Regions from separate parts of the Homo sapiens genome. Here region 1 is linked to region 2. Evidence: read pairs that join two places in POLR2A ChIA-PET (ENCODE). Cell type or tissue: GM12878. All regions are shown on one strand. Links, peaks and the distances in the headings refer to the core of each region. The heading gives the core; the rest is flanking DNA.

Region 1 (9,092 bases), core at 2,473-7,472, 210 kb after region 2:
TGAGGTGGGCGGATCACTTGAGGTCAGGAGTTCAAGACCAGACTGACCAATATGGTCAAACTCTCTCTTTAGTAAAAATACAAAAATTAGCTGGGCATGGTGGTGGGCACCTGTAATCCCAGCTACTCAGGAGGCTGAGGCAGGAGAATCACTTGAACCCGGGAGGCAGAGGTTGCAGTGAGCCCAGATTGTGCCATTGCACTCCAGCCTGGGCGACAAGAGTGAAACTTTGTATCAAAAAAAAAAAAGGGTAGGGTGGTGGGGGAATTTGCACACAGACATGTCCACAGGAGAACACCACGTGCAGATGGGAGTGATGTTGCCACACACCAAGGAACTAGAGCCAAGGAAGAGAGGCTTGGAACAGATCCCTCCCGAGCACCTTCCGAGTGAGTGAGCATGGCCCCGCTGGGACCTTGAGTGTGGACTTCCTGTCTCTAGAACTGTGAGACAGTAAATGTCTGTTGTAAGCCACCCAGTTTGTGGTACTTTGTTATTGCAGCCCTGGGCAGCTTGTGCAGCAACTCTCTCCCCTTATGTTGCTTTTGAGGCGATGACAGCGTTGTGTAGTTGAAACTCCTGCTCCTCCCACGGCACCGGATCTTCGAAGAACCACCTGGCCATCCACAAAGGATGGCTGACATCACCTCAGCCCCCTGGGGAGGATAGCAAGGCAGGTTCACAGAGAAAACCCCGTCAGGCATCCTAAAGGGACACTGGTGAAATGTCACAGCCCCTGTGTCATCGGGGGTGGTGGCAGCACAGGACTGATAGTTTGCGGTCAGCAGAGAAGATGTCCCTGGTCAGGAAAGAGCAATTCTCTGCTCACCTCAAAGGGACAAGGGATGAGGTGGGAAGGGGGAGGCTGCCACACCTGCGTTACGTGAACTGATAACACCTGGGCTCCAGAGCGCCCCGACCTAAAATGACCACAGCTGATTGAGAAAGCTGAGGACTGGGCTGGAGATTATGCATCTGCGCATGCTTTTTTAGTTCATTCTGTGGGAGCAACTTTTGGAGAATTGGAACAGATCGGGGGCGAATCAGGGGAAGGCAACTCTGAGGGGAACGTTCAGGGGAATTTAGAAGAAGGATGATAATGTAGGTGCAGAAGTCATTGCAGCCCGCCCCTTGAACTCGTCTCAGGAAGGTGTGCACTGGACGAGTCAAACAAGGTGCTGCACTTGAGCCTGAGTCTGGGTGCAGCAAGCTCCGCAGAGGCAGCGACTGTATCCTTGAATGGCTGGGATTGCTGGGGCCACTGCTGCCTAAGCAGGTCTGGAAATGGGGGTACAGCAAAAAGCTGTTTTATTGGGGTGTGTGTGTGTTTTGAGACAGGATCTTGCTCTGTTGCCCAGGCTGGAGTGCAGTGCCATGATCATAGCTCACTGCAGCCTTGAACTCCTGGGCTCAGGTGATCCTCCTGCCTCAGCCTCCCAAGTAGCTGGGACTACAGTTGCACCACCACACCCAGCTAATTTTTTTATTTTTATTTTTATTTTTGTAGAGATAGGGGTCTCATTATGTTGCCCAGTCTGGTCTCCAACTCCTGGCCTCTGGTCTCCAACTCCTGGCCTCAAGCAATCCTCCCACCTTGGCCTCCGAAGTGTTGGAATTACAGGCATGAGCCACTGCTCCTAGCCTGAAAGCTGTTGTTTTTATCCACCAGCTTCTCCCCCTCCCTTGCTACCTACCCACATTTGAGGGTTAGTGCAGGCCTCCTTCCCTTGGGGAAGGTGATCCTGATGAGGCTGCCAATCACAGTTCCCTTTCTTCCCCCTCACTTCAGCCCAAGAGGCAGGCATGAGACCCAAGCCTAGCCAATCAGAGCTCTTTATTGGGAGTTACGTCTTCTAAAGCAAGAAGTCCTCTCCCTCCTTAGGATGGCCAAACTGACATGATATGAGCCTAGAGCTGCCTGTAGCCATGTTGAGCCTAGCCCAGTCACAAATTCTGGGTCACTAAAGGTTAGTGAGAATCCTGATGACAACATATAAATATTTTTATTCTGTCCCTGCCCAACCTGTGGACACATGTCTGAGACCTAAGGAGAGAGATGGCTGTGAGTAAAAAGTGAGATCTCAGTAAAATCTCTACAGACCTCCAGGGCAAGGGCAGTGCATTGGAGAGGAGAGAAGCATCTTGCTACCACTTCAACATAGAGCAGCTCCAGCTTTGGTCCAGTGAGTTCTGCAGGGTGAATAGCTGGAAAGTGGGCCATGGCCCATGGGAGACTTTGGTGCTTGGCAGGGGCACGAGTTCCAGTGGCAACACCATCTCCTGGCAGGAGATGGTGGTATCTTGAAAACCATAGGAAGTACTGGGTGAGAGAGCAAAACAGCACTCAGGGAGAACAGTCTTGTACACACACACACACACACACACATACACGTGAGACTGGTCCCTCTTCTCATGATTCACAAACATACTTCTTATTTTTCTATGGGGGTGGGATGTGTGGGATGGTTGATTAACAGAAGATTGCAGGTATAGGTCTGGCTTCAGCAGATAAGGCAAGAGCCAGTGAAATCTGAGTTTTGGGGTTTTGTATGAGACAGGGTCTCACTCTGTCACCCAGGCTGGAGTGCAGTGGTACACTCACTGCTCACTGCAGTCTTGACCTCTTGGGCTCAAGTCAGTCATCCTCCTGCCTCAGCCTCCTGAGTAGCTGGGATTACAAGTGTGTGCCACCACACCCAGTTAATTTTTAATTTTTTTTGTAGATCTGGGGTTTTGCTCTGTTGCCCAGGCTGATCTTGAACTCCTGTGTTCAAGCAATCTTCCTGCCTCAGCCTCCCAAAGTGCTGAGATTAAGGGCATGAGACATCGTGCCCAGCCATGGAATCTGAGTGTTATTCTTGCTGTGTCCCCTATTGTTCCCATAGGCTGAGGTGGCCTGGGAAACTCAGGTTATATTTGGGTAACCTCAGTAAAGTTGGCCAACTAATGGCCAGTGTTTTGCTTATCTACTGCTGTGTAACAAATTACTCCAAAACATGGAGATTTAAGTAACAGTGAATATTTTTTATCTCTCACAGGTTGGGGATTTGGAAATGACTTAGCTGAGTGGTTCTGACTCAGGGGTCTCATGAAGCCATAGCACAATGTTGGTCAGGGCTGTAGGATCCACTTCTAAGTAGCCTCACTCACATCGCTGGCAAATTATGCTTGCTCAGGGAGTGGGGGTGGGAGCTCAGTTCTTCCCCAAGTGGACTTCTCCATGGGAAGGCTTGAGTATCCTCACAACATGGCAGCTGACTTACCAGAGAGCAAGTGATCCAACTGAGCAAGATGGAAGCCACAGTGAGGGTTATAGCATTGGAAGTTCAACTCTTTCTTTTCTGCAATATCCTATTATTACATAATTCATCCCAACTCAGTGTGGGAGGGGAAGACACAAGAGCATGAACATCAGGAGGCAAGGCTCACTGAGGGCTTTCTCAGAAGCCGGCTGCTACAGCATGGCATCATATTCAAAAGCAGCACCAGTTTGACATCCAAAAGCACTGAAAAGCCATTGAAGTCTCTACCGAAGAAGTATGGGAAGAAGGAAAGACATTGCAGAATGCCCAGTAGAAGTTCAAAAGTTCCTCTTCACTCTTCAATTTTCCCAGTTTTCTCATCACAGCAATTGCTTCCCCAAATCTCTTCTTTCAAACTAACTGAAATTTTCACATCTCTCCTGTTACCCCCTCGCCACCTCCGTTATATAGATCGAATCAACCTCTCCTGACTCTCCACCCTCCCACTTACCCTGAAGCCCCAAGAACCAGGTAGGCAATCACAGGCACTCCTGAGTGAGGCCTAGGAAGTGTAGGAAGAGGGAAGGCAGTGAAGAATGATATACTAACATTTTGTGTCAGTATCACATGTATATCCTAAGTGCCTAGTATGGTGCCTAGAATACAGCAGGTGCTCAATACATGTTGGTGAATTAATGGATAGAGACATTTAACAAATTCTAGATGAAAATGCTGGTATTCAGTGGTAATAATATAGCAACAAGTTTCCATATGAAACACAAAAATGCTATGCTACTATCTTCTTTTAAAATGTCCATGATAGGCTGGGCATGGTGGCTCACGCCTGTAATCCTAGGACTTTGGGAGGCCGAGGCAGGTGGATCATTTGAGGTCAGGAGTTCGAGACTAGCCTGGCCAACATGGTGAAACCCTGTCTTTACTAAAAATAAAATTAAAAAAAAATTAGCCAGGTATGGTGGCACATGCCTGTAGTCCTAGTTACTTGGGAGGCTGAGGCAGGAGAATCGCTTGAACCCGGGAGGCAGAGGTTGCAGTGAGCTGAGATTGCACCACTGCGCTCTAGCCTGGGTGACACAGCAAGACTCCCACCTCCAAAAAAATCAAGAAATAAAAGTCCATGATAAGAATATGTAATGTTGCCATACACACGTGCATGCACACACACACGCACATACACGTGTGTGTGTGCGTGTGTGTGTGTGTGTGTGTGTATAGAGAGAGAGAAAGAGAGAGAGAGAGAGAGAGGGTCTTACTCTGTTGCCCAGGCTGGAGTGCAGTGGTGCAATCATGGCTTATTGAAGCCTTGGCCTCCCAGGCTCAAGTGATCCTCCCACCTCAGCCCCCTGAGAAGCCAGGACTACAGGCGTGTGCCACCATGCTTGGCTAATTTGTAAATTTTTTGTAGGGACAGGGTCTTGCTTGTTGCCCAGGCTGGTCTCAAACACCTGGGTTCAACCAATCCTTCCACCTCGACCTCTCAAAGTGTTGGGATTACAGGCGTAAGTCACCGTGCCTGGACTGTATATTTTGTGTGTGTGTGTGTTCTCTGAACAAGCTTCTTGAAAGCAGGATCTGTGTTTTATTCACCCTTATATCCCCAAAGCCTGGCAATGCCTGACTTGGAGTAGGCAGGAATTTTGTCAGTAATGTACTGAGCATTCACAACATGTGTCAGACACTCTTCCAGGGCTGATACGCATAGTAACTCTTAATTCTCATAATCACCTAATGCGGTTGGTTATATTATCATTTCCATTTTTTAGATTACAAAATGGGGCATGAAGAGGTTGAGTAACTTGCTGGAGGTTATGAAGTAAGAGCTGAGATTTAGACCAGGGCTGTTTTGTTCTAGAGCCCACGACCATCCTCTACCACATCTGCAGTGTTTGTAGAACTGAATTAAAGATGAGTGAGTAGATCTGTCAAACTTGTGCCAGGGAAAGCCCATAAGCTTACACCAGACACAGCTAGAAAGACATTGAGGAAGTCCTGGAAACCACCAGTGTGTTTTTAGGTGACTCATGGAGGCAAGAGAGCAAGTTGCAATGTCTCCGAGGGTAGTTGGTTTAGGAAAGGATGAAATATGTCAGAAAAATCTATGTACATAAATAAAACCAAGCAGCTGTGTTCACATTAAGATCCAAACGGAAACCCAGCTGAAGTAGGAGCCGTTGGATCTGTCCCACCAACCTGTTGTGAGCATGAGCTAGGTAAATATTTGGCTGATACAAGGTCCATCACAGGTTAATAGCTCTGGTCATTACCAAGCCTGGTTATGCTGGAATTGCATGTAGTCTCAACTGGACACTCATGTTTAAGCACAATTTAAAAAATCACCAAGGGAAACCAGGAAGCAACACTTCTATTTGGGAAGTCAACTAATGGAAAGTTTTCTAAAATAAGTAACACAGCTTCAGCTTCAGCAATGGGATTTGTGACATCCCTCCCGTGTCACAGTTAATGTCTACCTTGTTTAATACCACATAATAGTACTTTTAGCCTTCAGAACCTTGAAACTGCATAACTACTGGAACAGTTTAAAAAGAATGAGAACATAATGATTTCATACAGCCCATACGTTTCCCAAATAAGTAAAGGGAAGCTGACTTACGGCAATGAGAGGCGGTGTGGTAACCCGGAGAAACTAGGCTGTCGGTGGGACACATGGGTGTGAATCAGCTCTGCTACTTACATGCTCTGTGTGTCTCCGCAGGACACTTAACCTCTTTGAGCCTTACTTTCGTCATCTGGAAATCAAGAGGGTTGCCCTAGATAATTCTAAGGACCGGCCCAGCTGAAGGTTTGTGAGTGCATGAGAAGCCTGCGGTGGGTAAGGTTATGGTGTCAGCTTCCACGTGGTCTGCGTATACAGTGAAGCCCACGTGCCCTGCTCCATTTGGAGAGGCAGCTTGGCCAAGGTGTAGAATTGGAATCATCTGCATTGGAAGCTGCCTTTTGAAAGTGCTAGCAGTGTGCCCCAAGCGCTTGTTTTCTGATGGAGCTGATCTGCCCTGCCCAAGCACTAACTGGGAAGCTCTTACCCTTATTTTCCCTTTGCCCCAATTCCTTTAACTTTTTTTTTTTCTTTTTTTTGAGATAGAGTCTTGCTCTGTTGCCCAGGCTGGAGTGCAGTGGCATGATCTCGGCTCACTGCAAGCTCCGCCTCCCAGGTTCACACCATTCTCCTGCCTCAGCTTCCTGAGTAGCTGGGACTACAGGCGCCCGCCACCACGCCCGGCTAATTTTTTGTATTTTTAGTAGAGACGGGGTTTCACCGTGTTAGCCAGGATGGTCTTGATCTCCTGACGTCGTGATCTGCTCGCCTCGGCCTCCCAAAGTGATGGGATTACGGGCTTGAGCCACCGCGCCCGGCCCCTTTAACTCTTTATCTCTTTTTATGGTGTGTATTTTTCTAAGCACCTCAAAAAGATTTCATAAGATATGAAATAAAGTGAGAGTATAAAGCTATTCTTTTTTTTAATCCTCCAAAGTGAGTTGTTTTTGTAGGCTAATCATAGAACTATTGTATGACCTGGCAATCCCACTTCTTGGTATATACCCAAGAGAACTGAAAGCAGGGACCTGAACAGATATTTGTACACAATGTTCATAGCAGCATTATTCACAATAGCCAAAAGGCAGAAACCACCCAAATGTCCCTCAACAGATGAATAAACAAAATGTGCTATATTCATACAATGAAATAGTATTCAGCCATAAAAAAGAAATGCAATATTGATATATGCTAAAATATTGATAGACATTGAAAACATTATGCTTAGTGAAATAATCCAGACAAAGAAAAACAAATATTATATGATTCCCACTTATATCAGGTACCCAGAATAGGCCAATTCGTAAGGCAGAAAATAAGATAGAAGGCCGGGTGCTGTGGCTTACACCTGTAATCCCAACACTTTGGGAGGCCGAGGCAGGTGGATAACTTGAGGTCAGGAGTTCCAGACCAGCCTGGCCAATATGGTGAAACCCTATCTCTACAAAAAATACAAAAAATTAGCTGTGCATGGTGGCACGTGCCTGTAATCACAGCTACTTGGGAGGCTGAGGCAGGAGAATTGCTTGAACCCAGGAGGTGGAGGTTGTAGTGAGCTGAGATCGTGCCATTGCACTCCAGCATGGGCAACAAGAACAAAATCCCGTCTCAAAAAAAAAAAGAAAAGAAAAGAAAAAAGGAAAAGAAAAGAAAAGAAGATAGAAAGTGGGACGTGGTGGCTCATCCCTGTAATCCCAGCACCTTGGGAGACCGAGGCAGGCAGATGGCTTGAGCCCAGGAATTTGAGACCAGCCTGGGCAACATGGCGAAACCCTGTCTCTACAAAAATACAAAAAATTAGGCAGACGTAGTGGCGTCTGCTTGTAGAAAAAAAAATAGAATAGAGGTTACCATGGGCTGGAGGAAGGGCCAAAAGAGAAGTTATTATTTAATGGGTACAGAATTTTTGTTAAAAATAATGAAAAAGGTTTTGGTATACATAGTGGTGATGGTTATACAACATTGTGAATGTATTTAATGCCATTGAATTGTGAAGGTTAAAATGATAAATATTATGTATGTTACCACAATAAAACATTTAAGTAGGCTGTTTTTTGTGCTTCTGTCGAAAGCTTTTGTGTGTGTGTGTAAATTGGCTCTCTGTAATGTGAAAGAGAAAGGTGAGAAAATGAGCAAGGAAATAGTTGCTTAATAACGAAATCTGACTGGAAATCATGAAGGGCTGAATTGCACGTGTTTGCATCTGTGTGTCAGCAGTTGGGCGAGTTTGGGAAGACTCCAGGAGGCTTTGGATTTATGAAAGAGGCAGAGACAGCCAGAAAGGCAAGAGGGAACCAAATACCAAATGCAGGGAGTAACTTTTCCCCTAACAGATTTTCTATCTCCAGGCTCCTGAAATTAATCAGAAACTCAGTTTGCTCCTGAGAGGCTGTGGCTCTATGTTTTTGTGTGGTTTTTTTTTTTTTTGAGACAGAGTCTCACTCTGTCGCCCAGGCTGGAGTACAGTGGCGCCATCTTGGCTCCTCCGCTAGCGCCCCCCGCCCCCGCACCCCTCAACTCCCGCCCCCCGCACCCCCTTGCACCCCCCTCCCCGTTCAAGCATCTCTCCTGCCTCAGCCTCCTGAGTAGTTGCGACTACAGGTGCCCGCCCTACCACAACCGGCTAATTTTTCTATTTTTAGTAGAGATGGGAGTTCACCATGTTGGCCAGGCTGGTCTCGAACTCCTTACCTCAAGCGATCCGCCCACTTCAGCCTTCCAAAGTGCTGGGATTACAGGAGTGAGCCACCATGCCCGACCCTGTGACTCTATTTCAATCCATGTCTTACCTTTTTTCAAATCAGAAAAACGATTATTCTAATAATAAATGTTAATTTAAAAATATTCACACAGTACAAAAGAGTGAAAGTTCACCTGTAATCCTTCCCCCAGAGAAGTCCGGTGAATATTCTTCCGGGGCTTTCTGCTCTTATCGGTCAAGGTAGTTTCCGAATGGGCACATTTCTTCCAGAATTAGATGTCCTCCTCTCTCTTCTTACTGTTACTGAGAGGTGACAGCGTGCTGGCAGTCCTCACAGCCCTTGCTCACTCTCAGCGCCTCCTCTGCCTTGGCTCCCACTTTGGCGGCACTTGAGGAGCCCTTCAGCCCACCGCTGCACTGTGGGAGCCCCTTTCTGGGCTGGCCAAGGCCGGAGCCGGCTCCCTCAGCTTGTGGGGAGGTGTGGAGGGAGAGGCGCGGGCGGGAACCGGGGCTGCGCGCGGTGCTTGCGGGCCAGCGCGAGTTCCTGGTGGGCGTGGGCTCGGGCGGGCCCCGC
Region 2 (6,927 bases), core at 1,928-6,927:
TGGTTATAAAGCACACTTGCAAGGCGCGGTGGCTCACACCTGTAATCCCAGCACTTTGGGAGGCCAAGGTGGGCAGATCACAAGGTCAGGAGATCGAGACCATCCTGGCTAACATGGTGAAACCCCGTCTCTACTAAAAATACAAAAAATTAGCCGGGCATGGTGGCGGGCGCCTGTAGTCCCAGCTGCTCGGAAGGTTGAGGCAGAATGGCGTGAACCTGGGAGGCAGAGCTTGCAGTGAGCCGAGATCACGCCACTGCACTCCAGACTGGGCGACAGAGCGAGACTCCGTGTCAAAAAAAAAAAAAAAAAATTAAGCACACTTAACCTGGGTAGTCAAGACCTTCTCCACTTGCTCATCTCTTTCTTCTCATTCTTCCTCACACCTGTGACTGGGACGTTACTGAAATAAAAGAGATGACTTTATATTTTCCCTCTGGGAAGTATTCTTCCTTCCGATTCCAAATCAATTCCATACCGTTGAATGTGTGATCCCACTTTGAAGCAGGATTGGCAGCTCAGCTCACGGTGTCCTGGTTTCCACAGGGCACTCCAGTGTTTGTCCATGCTGGCCCGTTTGCCAACATCGCACATGGCAATTCCTCCATCATTGCAGACCGGATCGCACTCAAGCTTGTTGGCCCAGAAGGGTTTGTAGGTTAGTGTTTTTTGCAAAACCAGTGAATAGACTGTATGTTTCTTTTAACATCAGGGGAATTGGGATGGCATTTTTACTGTTGCTTTCCTCTTTACAGTGACGGAAGCAGGATTTGGAGCAGACATTGGAATGGAAAAGTTTTTTAACATCAAATGCCGGTATTCCGGCCTCTGCCCCCACGTGGTGGTGCTTGTTGCCACTGTCAGGGCTCTCAAGATGCACGGGGGCGGCCCCACGGTGAGTGGTGGGTTGAAGTATCTGATTATCGGCAGTGTGCTGACGGCCAAAAGGAAGTTGGATGACTTCTGCCTGTTTCTTCATTGAGTTGCTCTTATCCTCGTGATTAACAGGCAGCAAAAGCAAGGGACGGGCAGACAGCCCTTGTGTTGGCTGCCTTATCACTCACAGGCACCGTCAGCGCTCAGCATTTTAAGAGGGCCAAAATCGGCTGCCTGGCCTACCTTTCGGAGGACATCTGACAATATCTAAACCCCTCCAAGGACGTGTACTCGGCTAGCCCCACAAAAAACTGTTTTACGTTCAGACTGTTCTTTTTAAATCTGCATCCCTCTGTATAGTGACACTGGCAACCAGCCAACCAAACCAGTTAGCTGAGACAGAGGTCAGCCCCTTCTTGAGTATACTGTTCATGCTGGACAGGGCCTCCACACCCTAGGGAGGGAGTGGGGGAGAGGAGAATGGCAGATCTGCCCAGGGCTGCCCTGGGTAACAGAGAAACAGGTGGAGACTGGCTCATCCTCACCTCCAGCCTGAATTTTGTATTTCTCTGAATTCCTACTGCTTAGAAATTCCTACTACTTTTTATCCTAGTATTTTAACACCTTTTCTTTAGGGCCTACATGAAAAGACATGGTGCTAGGTTTTCTGAAATCATTTGAAAAACTATTAAATTCCTGTCCACCAGGAGCTTGTATTATAACTTAGGAAATAAGGACTCCCTGGCCTACAGGATAAAAATCAAATTTGTTTTGGTCAGGGTTTGTCCTAATGTAGCAGTTCTCTGTTTTGGCCTCAGAACCTCTTTACACTCTTGACAGTTATTGAGAGCCTAAAAGAGTTTTTGTTCATATGGGTTATAGCTATTGATATTTACCATATTAGAAATTAAAACTGAGTTACATGTAAACATAAAGAACTTTGTAAACATGAAAATGCATTATCTTTTCCCAGCAAAATTTAGGCATTGTACATTTTTCAGATCTTCTCTGGGTCTGGCTTAATTGAAGACAGCACTTGATCTGTTGTGACATCACATGTCTCATAACCTTTGGAAAAGTCCATTATATGCTCAATGAGAGAATGATAATGAGAGTAAAAGGGCCATAAGATGTTACAGAATCTTATGGAAATAGTTTTGACTTCATGGACCCCTTCAAAGGATTGGGTCCCCGGAGCACACTGGGAATGCTGCCATAACAACCCCAGCACCCCTATCCAGTCTTAGTTATCCCTGAGTGCCAAAGGCACTCCCAACCCAGCACACTCCTTTCTGCTAGTAGCACAGGATAGACTCCCTTTTTTTTCCCAGTCACAACTAACATTCCTCTCTCTTACACCCCTCACTCACCCTCACACCATCACACCTCCTTTCCTTGCTTCCTCCTGACCTCACAGTCAGGATAATGTCCCATAATGCTGTGCATGGAGGGGAACATTTGCACATATGGCTCTGTCAAGAGAGTAGGCCTCCTGCTCTCATTAGCTTGCTGACGGGAAGCTACCTGTAAGGTCCTTGCTTCTTGCTCTGCCTCCACACAGCCCCTTCTGGAGTTGGAGCACATAGTCTCACTGCAATGGAAGAGGGCAGAGCTTCTTAATCACTATCCACTGCCCATGGTGGGGCCCATGAAATGGACACCTTCACCCATTTGCTCATTTCTGTGGATGCAGCAGGGCTGAGCCACGGCATAGATCAAGACTGGGGGCTGGGGGGCGGGGCGGGGAGGCACCAGACACCTCCATCCTTTAGATATACTCTACAAAAGAGAAAGAAAATCCTTCTGTATTGTTTTCCCTCTTGTTTGTATTGACCCTGCACCACGGTTCAGCTCCACCAATGCTAGGTTGGCACTGTGGACCAGTTCATGAAACCATGGCAGGGCTCATCACGGGCTCTATCGACAGACATCCCAGGGTGACTTCCGCAGGCCCGACCGCTTCCTCTTTCCCCACACTCCCCTTGACTTCCAACCCCACTGCTATGGCCTTCACTCGAGTCACTGCACCTGCTTGGTACACCCCTTTCCACCTCTCCTGCCATCGATCCGGTCCTTCTCACCTCCTTAATTCAGGTCATAGAGGTCTTCCACGCTGCCCAAAGCAGTCGATTTTGTTCTGTGCTGTGTGATTGGTCACATACCCTAAGTCCTTAGGGCAGGAAATAATCTTATACTACTGTACAGCCTGCAAGCATTGCAGCGTCTTGCCTTTAACACATGAAAAGCACCATTTTAAGCTAGGAGATTTAAATAGGAAATGCCTCTGACTCTGTTTCTTTTCCTTCCAGGTCACTGCTGGACTGCCTCTTCCCAAGGCTTACATACAGGAGGTAACCTGAGTTATTTCTCATCACGTGTCCTAGAAAGCACCACACCTTGAATCAGCATTTCTCCACCTGGCCCATGTGGAAATGAATGGGTTATTGCTGTGACCCAGGGTGCAGGGTGCCAAAAGGCCTGCAGTGTGCTGAGGAGTTATATTAAATGAGTAGATAGGGAAGATGTACCTCACAAAATAGAATTGTCCCACATAGGGTGTCAATAAGCCACTGCCCTAGACCAGTGGTTGATTCTCAACAGCTGATTTTGACCCCGGGGACATTTGGCAATGTCTAGAGACTTTTTTTATTATTACAACTGGAGGTGGGGAGTGCTACTGGAATCTAGTGGGTAGAAACTGGGGATGCTGGCTAAACATCCTTTAATGCACAGGACAGCCCCTACAACATTATCCAGCTCAAATGTCGGAGTGTGAGGCTGAGAAACCCTGTCCTAGACTAATAGCAGTTCCCTTCCATTGTCTTCCCTGCATTGGCTGGGTAAGTTCCAAATGCCATTCAGATCAGAAGCAAGTAGAGACCTTTTTTGAAATGGCTTCTCCTCTGCCGATTTAAATCCATATTAACGGGCCAAGATATATGGTCAGGATTCTGGTTGTTTTTCTAGACAAAGCTTCCTGGATATTTATAGCATCAAACAGGAGGCTAGAGAACAACTGTGAGCTCAAATCTTTTCATATTTATGTCATTTACCATCAAAGAAACATCTCTAAAGCCAGTTTGGGGTGGTTACAGGAAAGACAGGCCATCAGATAAGGTGGCAAGGTCACCTGCTGTCACTGCTAATTCAATTTTTCTGCCTTTTTGGAAGGCTTTTAAATTATCAAGCAATACAGGGTCACTGTTCAGGCCCCAAATGAAGTATTTCAAAACTGGCTAGAAAAAATTGCTGGTACCTTCAGTCTGCCTGTCTTCTGAGTTATGGTTTGCCTTTTATGGTCATTTGTCTGATTCACGCGTAGGAGGGGAATTCACAGTTCTGGCCCTCCTGCCACCCCACAGCCTTTCCTGTGTCTAATTACAGTGACTGCCCCTAGCTGGCCCAGCTGGTGTCTTCATTTAAGAAATTCTACTTATTTAAAACTGTTCTTGATCAGCGTTACATATTAATTGGTTTTCATGTGACTAGAGGTAAAGAATTAGCAGTGTTCTTTAGAAGCTCAAATAAATCATAATCTCAGTTTTCAATTATTAAAGGAAAAAAGCATAAATCACATTTATAATGAACCTAGTTGTTTTCCACCTTTTATCCTACCTATTTCTGCTTTTTTGGGATCAACAAACATTAGTGCTGGGTTTTGCTCGATGATTCAGTATATGTATTTTTATAGAAGACTCTTTTATTTTTAAAATATTTAATGTATTGTTAAGCCTACAATAGTAATATACCCTTTGTAAAAAATAATAATTAAACATTATAAGAATGTAATATATGTGAGTTGAGTCCCCTTAACAGTTCGGTGCATATTTCTCGACATTTAAAAATTTTTCATGAATTATATACATGTATTTTTGTGTTTGTCCTAAAATGGAATAATTAAGCTCTCCATGGTTTTGCACCTTTAGTACATCTTGGACAGGTTCCATGTTAACACAGATGGGTCTCACTTTCATAACATCTGCATGATAAATATTTATTGAGTGTATATGTCATAATTCATTGGCCCAGTCCCCCTTGGAGGAGGTTTATGTTTATAATTTTCCAATGCTACAAGCAGGGCTGCAGTAAACATACTTAAAGATACATTTCCTTAATTGCTTCCCTTTAGTTTGTAGTACTTGGTTTTTGGTGGGTTTTTTTGTTTTGTTTTGTTTTGAGATGGAGTCTGGCTCTATTACCCAGGCTGGAGTGCAGTGGTGTGATCTCGGCTCACTGCAAGCTCCGCCTCCTGGGTTCACACCATTCTCCTGCCTCAGCCTCCCAAGAAGCTGCGACTACAAGCACCCACCATCATGTCCGGCTAATTTTTTTGTATTTTTAGTTGAGACGGGGTTTCACCGTGTTAGCCAGGATGGTCTCGATCTCCTGACCTCGTGTTCCACCCGCCTCGGCCTCCCAAAGTGCTGGGATTACAGGCATGAGCCACCACGCCCAGCCGGTTTTTGGGGTTTTTTTTACAGACAGGGTCTCACTCTGTCACCTAGGCTGGACTGCAGAGGCGTGATCATAGCTGCAGCCTCTAACTCTTGGGCTTAAGCAGTCTCCCCGCTTCAACCTCCCAACTAGCTGGAAGAACAGGAACACGCCACCACACCAGGCTAATTTTTTAATTTTTTGTAGAGACGGGGTCTCCCTATGTTGCCCAGGCAGGCTGCTGTCGAACTCCTAGGTGCAAGTGATCCTCCGATCTCAGCCTCGCAAAGTACTGGGATTACAGGTGTGAGCTACCACATCCAGCTCAGTTCTTTTTTTTTTTTTTTTTTTTTTTTTGAGACAGAGTCTTGCTCTGTCACCAGGCTGGAGTGCAGTGGTGCAATTTCAACTCACTGCAACCTCCGCCTCTGGGGTTCAAGTGATTCTCCTCCCTCAGCCTCCCAAGCAGCTGGGACTACAGGTTCCTGCCACCACACCTAGTTAATTTTTATATTTTTAATAGATACGGGGTTTCACCATGTTGGCCAGTATAGTCTTAATCTCTTGACCTTGTGATCCACCTGCCTCGGCCCCCCAAAGTGCTGGGATGACAGGCATAAGCCACCAGGTCCGGCCCTTTTTTTTTTTTTTTTTTTAATTAACTTCTCAGTTGTAGAGATGGGGTCTTGTTATGTTTCCTAGGCTTGTCTCAAACTCCTGGGCTCAAGTGGATTCTCCTGCCTCAGCCTCCCAAAGTCCTGGGATTACAAGTGTGAGCCACTGGGCCCAGCCACTGGCCTGATTCCTAAAGATAGTATTTATCTTATTTCTTGCCCTCGTTCACGGTCGAGTTCATTAAAACCTTTGAAAACATCACTGCTTACTTCATATTTCCTGGCAGTATTTACGGCAGCCATATAACGAATACCTCTTCTGTGCCAGCCACTATGTTGTTAGGCTCTGTCTTCTGATGGAAGGGTCTGTGCTGTGCAGAGTAGAGTTAATTTGTATTATCATAACCCTATGAATACATAAAATCTATAAACACAATTGGTAAATATAATTTGGGTAAGGGTAACTAATTCCTTTCAAACAGCAAATAAGCTATAATGATGTGGCATAATGACAGGAAACATACCAGCTCTTTTTTTCTTGAAGGCTGGGAAACAAGCAGAGCTCTACTCTAGTGTCATAGGCTGGAGTGAAAGCTGCAGTTCTCCATAGCATCCACTCACCGCACTGGAAAAAATGCACCAAGGGACCTTCTCTCTTCTTTCTTGGCCTCCTTGTCCTGATAGTGAGTGGCTGCTGGCTCAAGGAGGTTGTTTGCCTTTGAAGAAGAACCTGCAGTGGTTTTCAACTCTCTGATCTCATAGGCCTTTCACTGTTGTTTTTACAGAACCTGGAGCTGGTTGAAAAAGGCTTCAGTAACTTGAAGAAACAAATTGAAAATGCCAGAATGTTTGGAATTCCAGTAGTAGTGGCCGTGAATGCATTCAAGTAAGTGTAGAGTGTAAGCGAAAAGGATGAATGTGGAAAATCTCCTGGAGCTGATTGTACAGCACTGCTTTTAGCTTTATTTTGTTTTTCAGTTACTGCTATTGGTTATAGCCTGTG

Evidence for each region. ChIA-PET counts read pairs that join two places held together with the same protein. Peaks named below come from ENCODE experiments on the same cell type or tissue, not always from the same donor. Only the 100,000 strongest peaks of a DNase experiment are listed, where the experiment ranks them.
Region 1: POLR2A ChIA-PET joins it to region 2 with 9 read pairs; 2 of 35 experiments call an interaction of 5 or more read pairs at or near these places.

The regions. Positions count from the first base shown.
Region 1 is chr14:64,649,174-64,658,265 of GRCh38, forward strand. No RefSeq gene overlaps it. Among named protein-coding and RNA genes, the nearest start is that of PLEKHG3, 51 kb to the right of the region's middle. In GM12878, for the core only: no CTCF peak of the experiment used is centred there; a DNase peak (open chromatin) is centred at 5,226.
Region 2 is chr14:64,441,508-64,448,434 of GRCh38, forward strand. MTHFD1 (methylenetetrahydrofolate dehydrogenase, cyclohydrolase and formyltetrahydrofolate synthetase 1) reads left to right here. Exons shown (of 28, transcript NM_005956.4): 20 at 547-658; 21 at 756-895; 22 at 3,186-3,227; 23 at 6,710-6,810. Among named protein-coding and RNA genes, the nearest start is that of AKAP5, 21 kb to the right of the region's middle. RefSeq lists an enhancer at 4,081-4,130. In GM12878, for the core only: a CTCF peak has its summit at 4,247; a DNase peak (open chromatin) is centred at 4,184; H3K27ac peaks cover 2,499 bases.